2 separate regions of the Homo sapiens genome follow, and region 2 is linked to region 1. The links are chromatin contacts, found by Hi-C or POLR2A ChIA-PET in ENCODE. All regions are on one chromosome and are shown on one strand. Each heading gives the region's core, a stretch centred on a gene start or an enhancer-like site at or near the end of the contact. The rest is flanking DNA. Distances are from core to core; before and after follow the strand shown. Region 1 holds the start of ZNF627 (zinc finger protein 627). Region 2 has its middle 45 kb from the start of ZNF823.

Region 1 (5,003 bases), core at 1,699-4,198:
AGCTTATTAAAAACAATATATTTTTTTGAGAGACAGGGTCTCACTATATGGTCCAGGCGGGTCTCAAACTCCTGTGCTCAAGCCGTCCTCCAGCCTTGACCTCCCAAAATGCTGGGATTATAGATATGAGCCACTGTGCCTGGCCTTGAATAAACTATTTTAACTGGATCTTGAGCCTTTCGATTATTTTAGGTTGACAAAGGGAAAAAAATAAAAGGCATCAGCTCTTTATATCCCCCACCACGCCTGGCTAATTTTTTGTAGTTTTAGTAGAGACGGGGCTTCACCGTGTTAGCCAGGATGGTCTCAATCTCCTGACCTCCTGATCCGCCTGCCTCGGCCTCCCAAAGTGCTGGGATTACAGGCATGAGTCACTGCACCCGGCCAATTTTTGTATTTTTTTGTAGAGATGGGGTGGGAGGGTTTACTATGTGGCCCAGACTGGTTTCAAACTGCTAGGCTCAAGCAATCCTCCCGTCTTGGCCTCCCAAAGTGCTAGGATTGGAGGCATGAGCCACTGTGCTCAGCCCCTGGCTAATTTTCATATTTTTTAAATGGGGTTAGGGGTTGGTCTCACTATGTTGCCCAGGCTGGTTTCAAACTCCCGGGCTCAACTGATCCTCCTGCCTTGACCTCCTAAACTGCTGGGATTACAGGCATGAGCCACCATGCCTGGCCATAGATTCTTTATGATTTTTATTCTGCCATCTTCCCTGAATCCTCCAACCTGCCTTTTTTTTTTTTTTCAGGCAAAGTCTTGCTCTGTCGCCCAGGCTGATGTGCAGTGGCACGATCTCAGCTCACTGCAACCTCCACCTCCCAGGTTCAATAATTTTTTGTATTTTTAGTAGAGACGGGGTTTCACTATATTGGCCAGGCTGGTCTCAAACTCCTGACCTCGTTATCCTCCTGCCTCAGCCTCCCAAAGTGCTGGGATTACAGGCATGAGCCACTGTGCCCAGCTTAACCTGCCTTTTTTTTTGAGACAGTTTCTCTCTTGTTGACCAGGCTAAAGTGCAATGGTGTGATCTTGGCTCACCGCAACCTCCACCTCCCCGATTCAAGCGATTCTCCTGCCTCAGCCTCCCGAGTAGCTGGGATTACAGGCATGTGCCACCAGGCCCGGCTAATTTTGTATTTTTATTTATTTATTTATTTTATTTTATTTATTTATTTATTTTTGAGACGGAATCTCGCTCTCTCTCCCAGTCTGGAGCGCAGTGGCGCCATCTCGGCTCACTACAAGTTCCGCCTCCCAGGTTCACGCCATTCTCCTGCCTCAGCCTCCCGAGTAGCTGGGACTACAGGCGCCCACTGCCACGCCCGGCTAATTTTTTGTATTTTTAGTAGAGATGGGGTTTCACCGTGTTAGCCAGGATGGTCTCGATCTCCAGACCTCGTGATCTGCCCGCCTCGGCCTCCCAAAGTGCTGGGATTACAGGCATGAGCCACGGCGCCTGGCCTAATTTTGTATTTTTAGTAGAGATGGGGTTTCTCCATGTTCCGAACTCCCGACCTCAGGTGATCCGCCTGCCTCGGCCTCCCAAAGTGCTAGATTACAGGCGTGCTCCATCGCACCCAGCCCAACCTGCCTTTTAATACTAATACATTACTTTGGGTCTCATCCCACATCACTTCATCAGAGAGCATCCTTCCTCTCACCTCAGTTATTTCTACTTTTTTTTCCACGTATAGATGTTTTTTCAGGGACCGGAGGGTATGGGAGGAAGCCTTGGCACGCCTCATCCCAAATGCCCGTTTCCCGGAACATCAGGCCCTTCCTCCTCTTCCTGTCCTCCCTGGCCTAGCCTGGGCTCCCTCCCGTTCTGAGGCAAGGCGATTGCTCCATGTCACAGTGAGTGTGGAGTTCCCTGCACATACTGGTGACCTTGTGTCCGGAAGGAATTAGAAGGAAGAGCTCATGGAGTGCCAGAAGAAGACAGTGCCTACTCTGGCAAGCTAGAAGCAAGCTCTGCATTAAATGCAAATATTGGCCGGGCACGGTGGCTCACATTTGTAATCCCAGCACCTGGGGAGGCCTAGGCAGGAGGATCACTTGAGCCCAGGAATTCACGACCAGCCTGGTCAACATAGTGAGACCCCATCTAACCCACCCCACCCCCGTCACACACACAGCACCAACAACAAAATAAAATTAGCAGAGTGTGGTGGGGCGTGACTTTGGTCCCAGCTACTAGGGAGGCTGAGGCAGGAGGATCGTTTGAGCCCGGGAGATTGGGGCTGGAGTGAGCCGAGATCATGCCACTGCAGTCCAGCCTGGGTGACAGAGCAAGACCCTGAAAGAAAAAAAAGAAAGGAGGGAGGGAGGGAGGATGGAAGGAAGGAAGGAAGGAAGGAAGGAAGGAAGGAAGGAAGGAAGGAAACCAAAACAAGGCCACGCGTGGTGGCTCACGCCTGTAATCCCAGCACTTTGGGAGGCTGAGGTGGGCGTATCACTTGAGGTCAGGAGTTAGAGACCAGCCTCGGTAACATGGCGAAACCCCGTCTCTACGAAAAATACAAAAATTAGCCAGGCGTGGTGGCGGGTGCCTGTAATTCAGCTACTCGGGAGGCTGAGGCACGAGAATCGCTTGAACCCGGGAGGCAGAGATTGCAGTGAGCTGAGATCGCGCCACTGCACTCCAGCCTGGGCGACAAAAGCGAAACTCCGTCTCAAAAAAAAAAAAAAAAAAAAACCAAAACAAACCCTCAAATATCCCTCGGGCTGGGTGCAGGGAGGAAACTCGGCCTGAGAGGCGCAGTGGCTAGAACCAGTCAACACTGCTACGCACAGCCACGTTTCCATGGCTTCCTACGTCACTCAGGCCTTAGGGGGCGGGGTATGTCACCCTATCCAATCAGGGGCGCTGGGGCGGGGCCCTGCCAACTGTCCATTCAGATGGGCCCGGGAGAGGAGGGCAGGGCCTGCGCCTCCCTACGGAGCCTTTGTTTCTGGCGACCGTCCCCACCCGGGCTCGCGTCTCCGTTTCTCCGAGAGGCCCAAGGTGTCTCCGCCGCAGCCTCTGTCGCGCCGTGACCTGTACAGGTCGCGGGAGTCGTAGGGAGGACGCCGGGACACCTGGAAGCCGAGAAATGGTGCGTGTGAGGGGTCAGGCGTCCCCAGACCTGGGGGAGGGGCTGGTTGGAACCGGCCGGAACCGGCTGTGGAGGGACCTAGGCCTCCCTGCGGCGACTCCGGGGTCTGGGACCCGAGTTCCCTCGGCCGCAAGGTGGGGCTGGGCCAGGAGCTGGGACCCCGGTCGTCCTGTCCCGTCCCTGCGCGACGCCTGCGGCCCCGCAGCCCCGCGTCTCCCCACATGGTGCGGGGGCCGCGGGAGGGTCATGGGGGTATCCCTCCTCGGATGTGGTTCGTGTTGCAGGAGCTGCGGTCTGTGGCCGCCCCCCACAGTCCCGCCTTTCTCCCGTTAAAAATTTAGAGTTTATTTGAGCAAACAGCGGCTCATCGATGGAGAAGCTCCCGGTCGTGGTTTGTGGCTTGGGGATCCGTTGGAGGGAATGGAAGGAAAGGCTGTAAGGTGCAGGAGGAAGCGAACCAAATTCAGTACTTGGTTGGTGACAGTTATGCAGTCGCCTTATTTGCTCTATCTAGGTGGACATTTTCTGCTTATGTAGTCAGAGGTGGATTGGTGGTTGTGGTTTATTAACCCTAAATTTTATTTCCTTATAAACTGGTAATTTATAAGAATTTCATTTGAGGCTGGAGCGCGGTGGCTCACGCCTGTAATCGCAGCGCTTTTGGAGGCCAAGACAGGAGGATCGCTTGGGCCCAGGAGTTGAAGATCAGCCTCGCAATATAGCGAGACCCCATCTCTGTTAATTTTTTTTAAATGAACATATTCAGACTGAGACCAAAAAACTACTACAAATTTTTAAAATATAAAATCAAATAAAAGAATTTCATTCGACTTAGATTTCTGTTTCCTTGGGTAGGAAACCAGGACACCATAGCCACAGCCCTCTAATTGTCTCCAAATTAATTATTTTAACACTCCCCAGGGGGACAGGGTCCCAAATCCTTGACCTTGTTCCCCTAGCCTGACTCCTCTGGCGCTTGCAAATAATTCTTGATACCACTTCTTTCACCATATTCCCAAAAGGTAACTCCAGTCACGACATTATCAACTCTTTGTCCTTTATTGCACATTTCAAACTAATTAATTTGTATTATTTTTTCAAGGAGCAATCGATTGGTCTTTTAAAAATATTTGCTTTCTGTTTCTGAACATTTCACAGGAGAGGAAAGCAGAGAATACATGTATGAGACCCTGCTGTGAAAAAACCTTTGTGCCTCTTCTCCTTTTCTCTCTCCTAGGCACAGGGATGTTCTCAGAATGTCTTTTGGTTGGCCTGGTGCCATGGCTCATGTCTGTAATCCCAACACTTTGGGAGGCCAAGGCGGGAGGATCACCTGAGGCCAGGAGTTTGAGACCAGCCTGAGCAACATAGTGAGACCCGGACCCTAAAATAAAAAAAACAAAAAACAGTGTCTTTGGGTTGGGGTTCCCCTTTGGAAACTTTAAACTGTGATATGTCTTCAGAGCATCCTCCTTTCCTGGTCCTGGGCTTCAGGGCTGTTTGGGCTGACACAGGATGCCCACAGCAGCCAGATCTGTTGAAGGGTCTGGTATCAGCCTGCTCCCACTGGACAGCCTGAAGTACGGGGTGGGGCCTCTTAGTGGAGGAGCTGGGTGTCCTGGGGTCGGAGGAATCTCTTGATATCCCCTCCCTCTCAAAGCTCACCCCTGGGACACTCAGCTTTTCTTCCCCTAATTCCAGATCCCATTCCTTGGGGGACACATTGGTGTCCAGCCAAATGGATGATGGTATTGAGGGGAAAAACAGATATGATTCTTGCCCTCTGGATTCTTTTAGACTGGTGAAGTGAGAAAACTTATCCCAAGGACAGGAAAACCCATCCCACTGAGGTGATGCAAGAACTTGAAAAGCAAAATGTACTTCAGGCAGATGGAGGCAAAATGCAG
Region 2 (4,850 bases), core at 1,313-3,812, 97 kb after region 1:
GCACGATAAATGTAAATTAAGGAGAGGAAAACAACGAGAGAAGATATTAATGAAATTGCAAACAGGAAATCAATGGAAAACATCAACAAATCCAAATCCTGGTTTTCTGAAATGAATAAAATTGATAAACACCCATGCTAACTCACAAAAGGGTGGGCATCTCTAAGATTTCCATGAACATTAAAAGAACCATAAAGGAATATTAACTCCATGCCCATAGATCTGATAAATTACAAGATGAGGCCGGGCGCGGGGTGGCTCACGCCTGTAATCTCAGCACCTTGGGAGGCCGAGGCGGGCGGATCACGAGGTCAGGAGATCAAGACCATCCTGGCTAACACAGTGAAACCCTGTCTCTACTAAAAAAAATACAAAAAATTATCCGGGCGTGGTGGCTGGCACCTGTAGTCCCAGCTACTCGGGAGGCTGAGGCAGGAGAATGGCGTGAACCTGGGAGGCGCAGCTTGCAGTGAGCCAAGATGGCGCCACTGCACTCCAGCCTGGGCGACAGAGCGAGACTCCGTCTCAAAAAAAAAAAAAAAGTAAATCTGAGATGAGTTACAGATGTCTTCAAGGTGACAAATCCATGGAGGTGCAGTGCTGACTGAAAACAGACAAGTCTGACTCAAGTATCAGGTCAGGTTCTCCTATCATCTGAGACATACCCCTTCCCATGCTGCTCACTGAAGTGCTGAGTGACCGCCCTCCCAGGAGACACTGCACTGTGTGCTTTTGAGGTTCTTGTACCACATCATTGGGGGGTGGGTTTTCCTTTCCTTAGGGTTAGTTTTTACCCTTCACTATGTGGCAGGCCAGAGTCTCACTAACACAGGCTTCCATAACAACTGTTTCAGCACTGAGTGGTTAAATATTAAAAGTCGAGAGAGCCGATGCCTCTAAACAAAGGCTGGAATGTAACAAAAGCCCAACAAGAGTTTTGCCCAGGCCTTTCCTGGGCCTTGAAGCATGACAAGATAACGAAGGAATTCCTTTTTTTTTTTTTTTTTTTTTTTTTTGGAGACGGAGTCTTGCTCTGGGACTATAAGTGCATGCCACCATGCCCAGCTAATTTTCGTATTTTTAGTAGAGATGGGGTTTCACCATATTGGCAAGGCTGGCCTTGAATTCCTGACCTCAGGTGATCCACCCAAAGTGCTGGTATTACAGGCGTGAGCCACCGCGCCTGGCCCAGAAAACAGCGTTTTGATTGAATACTATGACTTAAGAAATGTACACAAACACTCGATTCTAATGGGTATTTTTCCCTAGAAGGGTATGGATTAGCAATTCTGAAACTATTTTACATGTTAGAATATATGTTGTTATGTTATCTACAATATATGTTGTAGATAATTAGTGCCTGTTTCTCACTGGAGTTGAAAAAAGTAAAAGAAATAAAGGGACACTGCTAGAATGAACCCAGTGGTGCTAGAAATACAGCACCAGGGAAAAAGAATGTTTAATGTTGCTGTGAACTGAGGAGATGAAATCAGAGTCACAAAATGCAGGGAAAGAGCTTAAAAACCAAGGGATTTTAAGCCCTCGGAGGAGTTAGTTGAGGGAAGAGAGTGGTGGATTAGAAACCCTGATTCCCAAACCTTTGGAAGATGCAGAGGGATACCACTTGCCATTTAGGAATGTGAACTCAAAAGTATCTGAGACATGTTTCAATTTAGAAAGTTTATTGGCTGGGCGTGGTGGCTTACGCCTGTAATCCCAGCACTTTGGGAGGCAGAGGCAGGTGGATCACCTGAGGCCCAGAGTTCGAGACCAGCCTGACCAACAGGGAGAAACCCCGTCTCTACTAAAAATACAAAATTAGCCAGGCGTGGTGGTGCATGCCTGTAATCCCAGCTACTCGGGAGGCTGAGGCAGGAGAATCACTTGAACCCGGGAGGCAGAGGTTGTACCGAGCCAAGATGGCACCACTGCACTCTAGCCTGGGCAAGAAGAGTGAAACTCCATCTCAGAAAAAAAAGTTTATTTTGCCAAGGTTAAGGACACATCCATGATACAGCCTCAGGAGGTCCTGACCACATGTGTCCAAGGTGGTTGGGGTACAGCTTGCTTTTATATTAATACATTTTGGGGAGACATAATACATCAGTCAATACATGTAAGAGGTACATTGGTTCTACTTGGAAAGGAGGGACAACACAAAGTGGGCGGGGGAGGGGTCTGGTTCCCAGGTCACAGGTGGATTTTCCCATAAATGGTTGTGGAGACCAAAGTTTCATAATGCAGATGAAGCCTCCAGGTGGCAGGCTTCAGAGAGAATAGATTGTAAATGCTTCTTATCAGACTTAAGTTCTGTGTTGATGTTAATACTGATAGGCTTTTCCTGGGTTCCAAAAGGGAGGCAAATATAATGGGGCACGTCCAGCTGATACAGTTTGACTGTGTCCCCATCTAAATTGCATCTGGTATTGTAATCCTTTCGATTTAGGCTATTGCGCCACAGAGCCTGCTTGCAGGAATTGTAATCCTATTTGTAATCCCCATATGTTGAGGGAGGGACCTGCTGGGAGGTGATTGGATCATGGGGGTGGTTTCCCCCATGCTGTTCTCCTGATACAGTGTTCTCACGAGATCTGGTTACTGGATAAGTGTCTGGGCTCCTCCCTTCTCTCTCTCCCTCTCCTCCCTTCTCTCTCTCCCTCCTGCCACCCCGTAAGACGTGCCTTGCTTCCCCTTCTGCCATGATTGTAAGTTTCCTAAGGCCATGTGGAACAGTGAGTCAATTAAAAACTTTTTTTAAAAATAAATTACCCAGTCTCAGGTAGTATCTTTCCAGCAGTGTGAGAACAGACGAATACACAGACCACCCTTCCATGATGGCCTGAACAAGTTTTTCAGGTTAATTTTGTAGTGCCTTCGCCGGGAGGAGGGATCTGTTCAAAATGACTGGGGGGCTTAGAATTTTATATTTGGTTTAAAAAAGGAATAAAGGAATAAAGAAGGAACTGGGGACCCCGGACCGTAGCTCCTTCCACGCATGAACCCCGCACACGAGTCGGGATTCCCCCCATGACCCTCCCGTGGCCCCCGCACAATCTGGAGAGACGCGGGGCTGCGGGCGCGGAGCTGCCCAGAGAGGACTCCTGCCCGGGCCCGCAGTCGCCGCGAAGGGACGGGACAGGACGCCCGGGGTCCCGGCTGCCAGCCCAGCCCCACCCTGCGGCCGAGGGGACCGAGGGCCGAGCTCCGCCAGCGGTACTCCGGTCCACAGAGCCCGGAGTCGCTGGCTGGGAGGCCGGGGACCCGCCACGGCCAGTTCCAACCAGCCCCTCCTCCCGTCTCGGGATCCCTGGCCCCTCACGCTCACCATTTTCCGAATTCCTCCGTGTCCCGGGGGCCTCTCTGCGGCTCCCACGACCAGTGCAGGTCCCTGTGTGACAGAGGCTGCCGCAGACTCTCCAGAGTGCCTCTCAGCGACAGAGACAGGAGCCCAGCGAAGTGGCGTGTAGAAGACGCCGCGGGCTTTTTCAATCTCGCACCCTCTTAGCTGAAGTGCGCCTGATTGACAGTTCCCACGACCCCGCCCCACGGCCCTGATTGGATAGTGCGACAGATCCCGCCCCCTGACGACTGAGTTACAGAAGCGATCTCACGCTGGGGAGTGGAGACTGATGAACGAGTTCTTGACACAGCCCTTGGCAGGGCGGGCTTCTTCCCTGCGCTGTGACCTGACCCCTCCCAGGGGACATCTGCATTTAAGCAGGATCCCCCATCTGTACTCAGTGTGACCTTCCTGCTTTTTCCTCCTAGACTGGGGATCACAAGTGTGTGCAGGGAAACCCAGACACATTGTCCAGTGGAGCCATTCCCTGGCCTCGGAGTAGGAGGAGAGCCGAGGCCATACGGGCCACACTGCAACAAGAATAAGGGCTTAGGCTGGGCGTGATAGCTCATAGCCGTAATCCTAACACTTTGGGAGGCCGAGGCCGGTGCATTGCTTGAGCCCAGGAGTTCGAGACCATCCTGGACAACATAGTGAGAGCCTGTCTCTACAAAAAAATACAAAAATTAGCCTGGAATGGTGGCCTGTACCTGTAGTCCTAGCTACTCGGAAGGCTGAGGTGGGAGGATCACTTGAGCCTGGGAGGTCAAGGCTGCAGTGAGTCAAGATCGTGCCACTGCACTCCAGCCTGGGCGACAGAGTGAGACACCATCTCAAAAAAAAAAAAAAAAAAAAAAAAAAAATAAGGGCCCGATGTGTTCCAGGGATCAGGAATTTTGGATAAGTCTGTTGGCTGCATGGCCAAGCCTTTCTCCCACCTTATCTCTCAATCTACTGATTTTCAGCCAAGGAAGTAATAACATGCCAACAACGGAATAAAATCATTAAATGTATGGAAAAAGTGGAATCACATAGTAGCAATATTTTATAAGGAAATCGAAAGACAAGAAAAGCAAACACTCGAACTAGTTGAGATAAGTAGCCTGCTGCACCCACAGTTCACAAACCTGCAGTCAGAAGGTGATACACGTTCCCAAGCTTGTGAGTCAAACTCTGATGAGGCAGGGGCACTTAAAGATTTAACTCTGGGAACTCAACGTGGCCTCCTACTCCTTCTCCAGAGTGTGGAAATGCTCCTTCCTTCAAGACCTTCATTTTCTTTCTTTCTTTTTCTTTTTTTTTTTTTTTTTGAGACGGAGTCTCTCTCTGTCGCCCAGGCTGGAGTGTAGTGGCGTGATCTTGGCTCGCAACCTTCGCCTCCCGGGTTCAAGCGATCCTCCTACCTTAGCCACCCAAGGAGCTGGGACTACAGGCATGTGCTACCACGCCCAGCTAATTTTTTTTTTTGAGACACAGTCTCGCTCTGTTGCCCAGGCTGGAATGCAGTGGC

What was found. Hi-C counts contacts between places; a loop is a spot of excess contacts on that map. ChIA-PET counts read pairs that join two places held with the same protein, here RNA polymerase II (POLR2A). Pooled maps may share reads with other maps.
Region 2: a loop to region 1 is called in a map of CD14-positive monocyte, with 2.5 times the contacts of the local background. The contact joins the enhancer-like site here to the promoter of ZNF627 in region 1. A Hi-C loop is called at or near these places in 1 of 168 maps with a recorded cell type or tissue (CD14-positive monocyte), 6 of 37 single-sample maps with no recorded cell type and 10 of 50 pooled maps. POLR2A ChIA-PET finds 5 or more read pairs at or near these places in 8 of 52 experiments (A673, Caco-2, GM10248 and 4 more).

The regions. Positions count from the first base shown.
Region 1 is chr19:11,594,535-11,599,537 of GRCh38, forward strand. It overlaps ZNF627 (zinc finger protein 627), which reads left to right and starts at 2,949. Exons shown (of 4, transcript NM_145295.4): 1 at 2,949-3,096. The coding sequence starts at 3,094. RefSeq lists silencers at 2,734-2,863, 3,204-3,343 and enhancers at 2,888-3,886, 2,974-3,053.
Region 2 is chr19:11,691,474-11,696,323 of GRCh38, forward strand. No RefSeq gene overlaps it. Among named protein-coding and RNA genes, the nearest start is that of ZNF823, 45 kb to the right of the region's middle. RefSeq lists a cis regulatory region at 2,532-2,676 and silencers at 3,437-3,496, 3,607-3,656. Within about 2 kb of position 2,563, at least 20 of the 41 ENCODE cell types and tissues checked have a DNase peak (open chromatin) inside an H3K27ac peak, as active enhancers do; they include A673 and CD14-positive monocyte, where a contact is called at or near this core.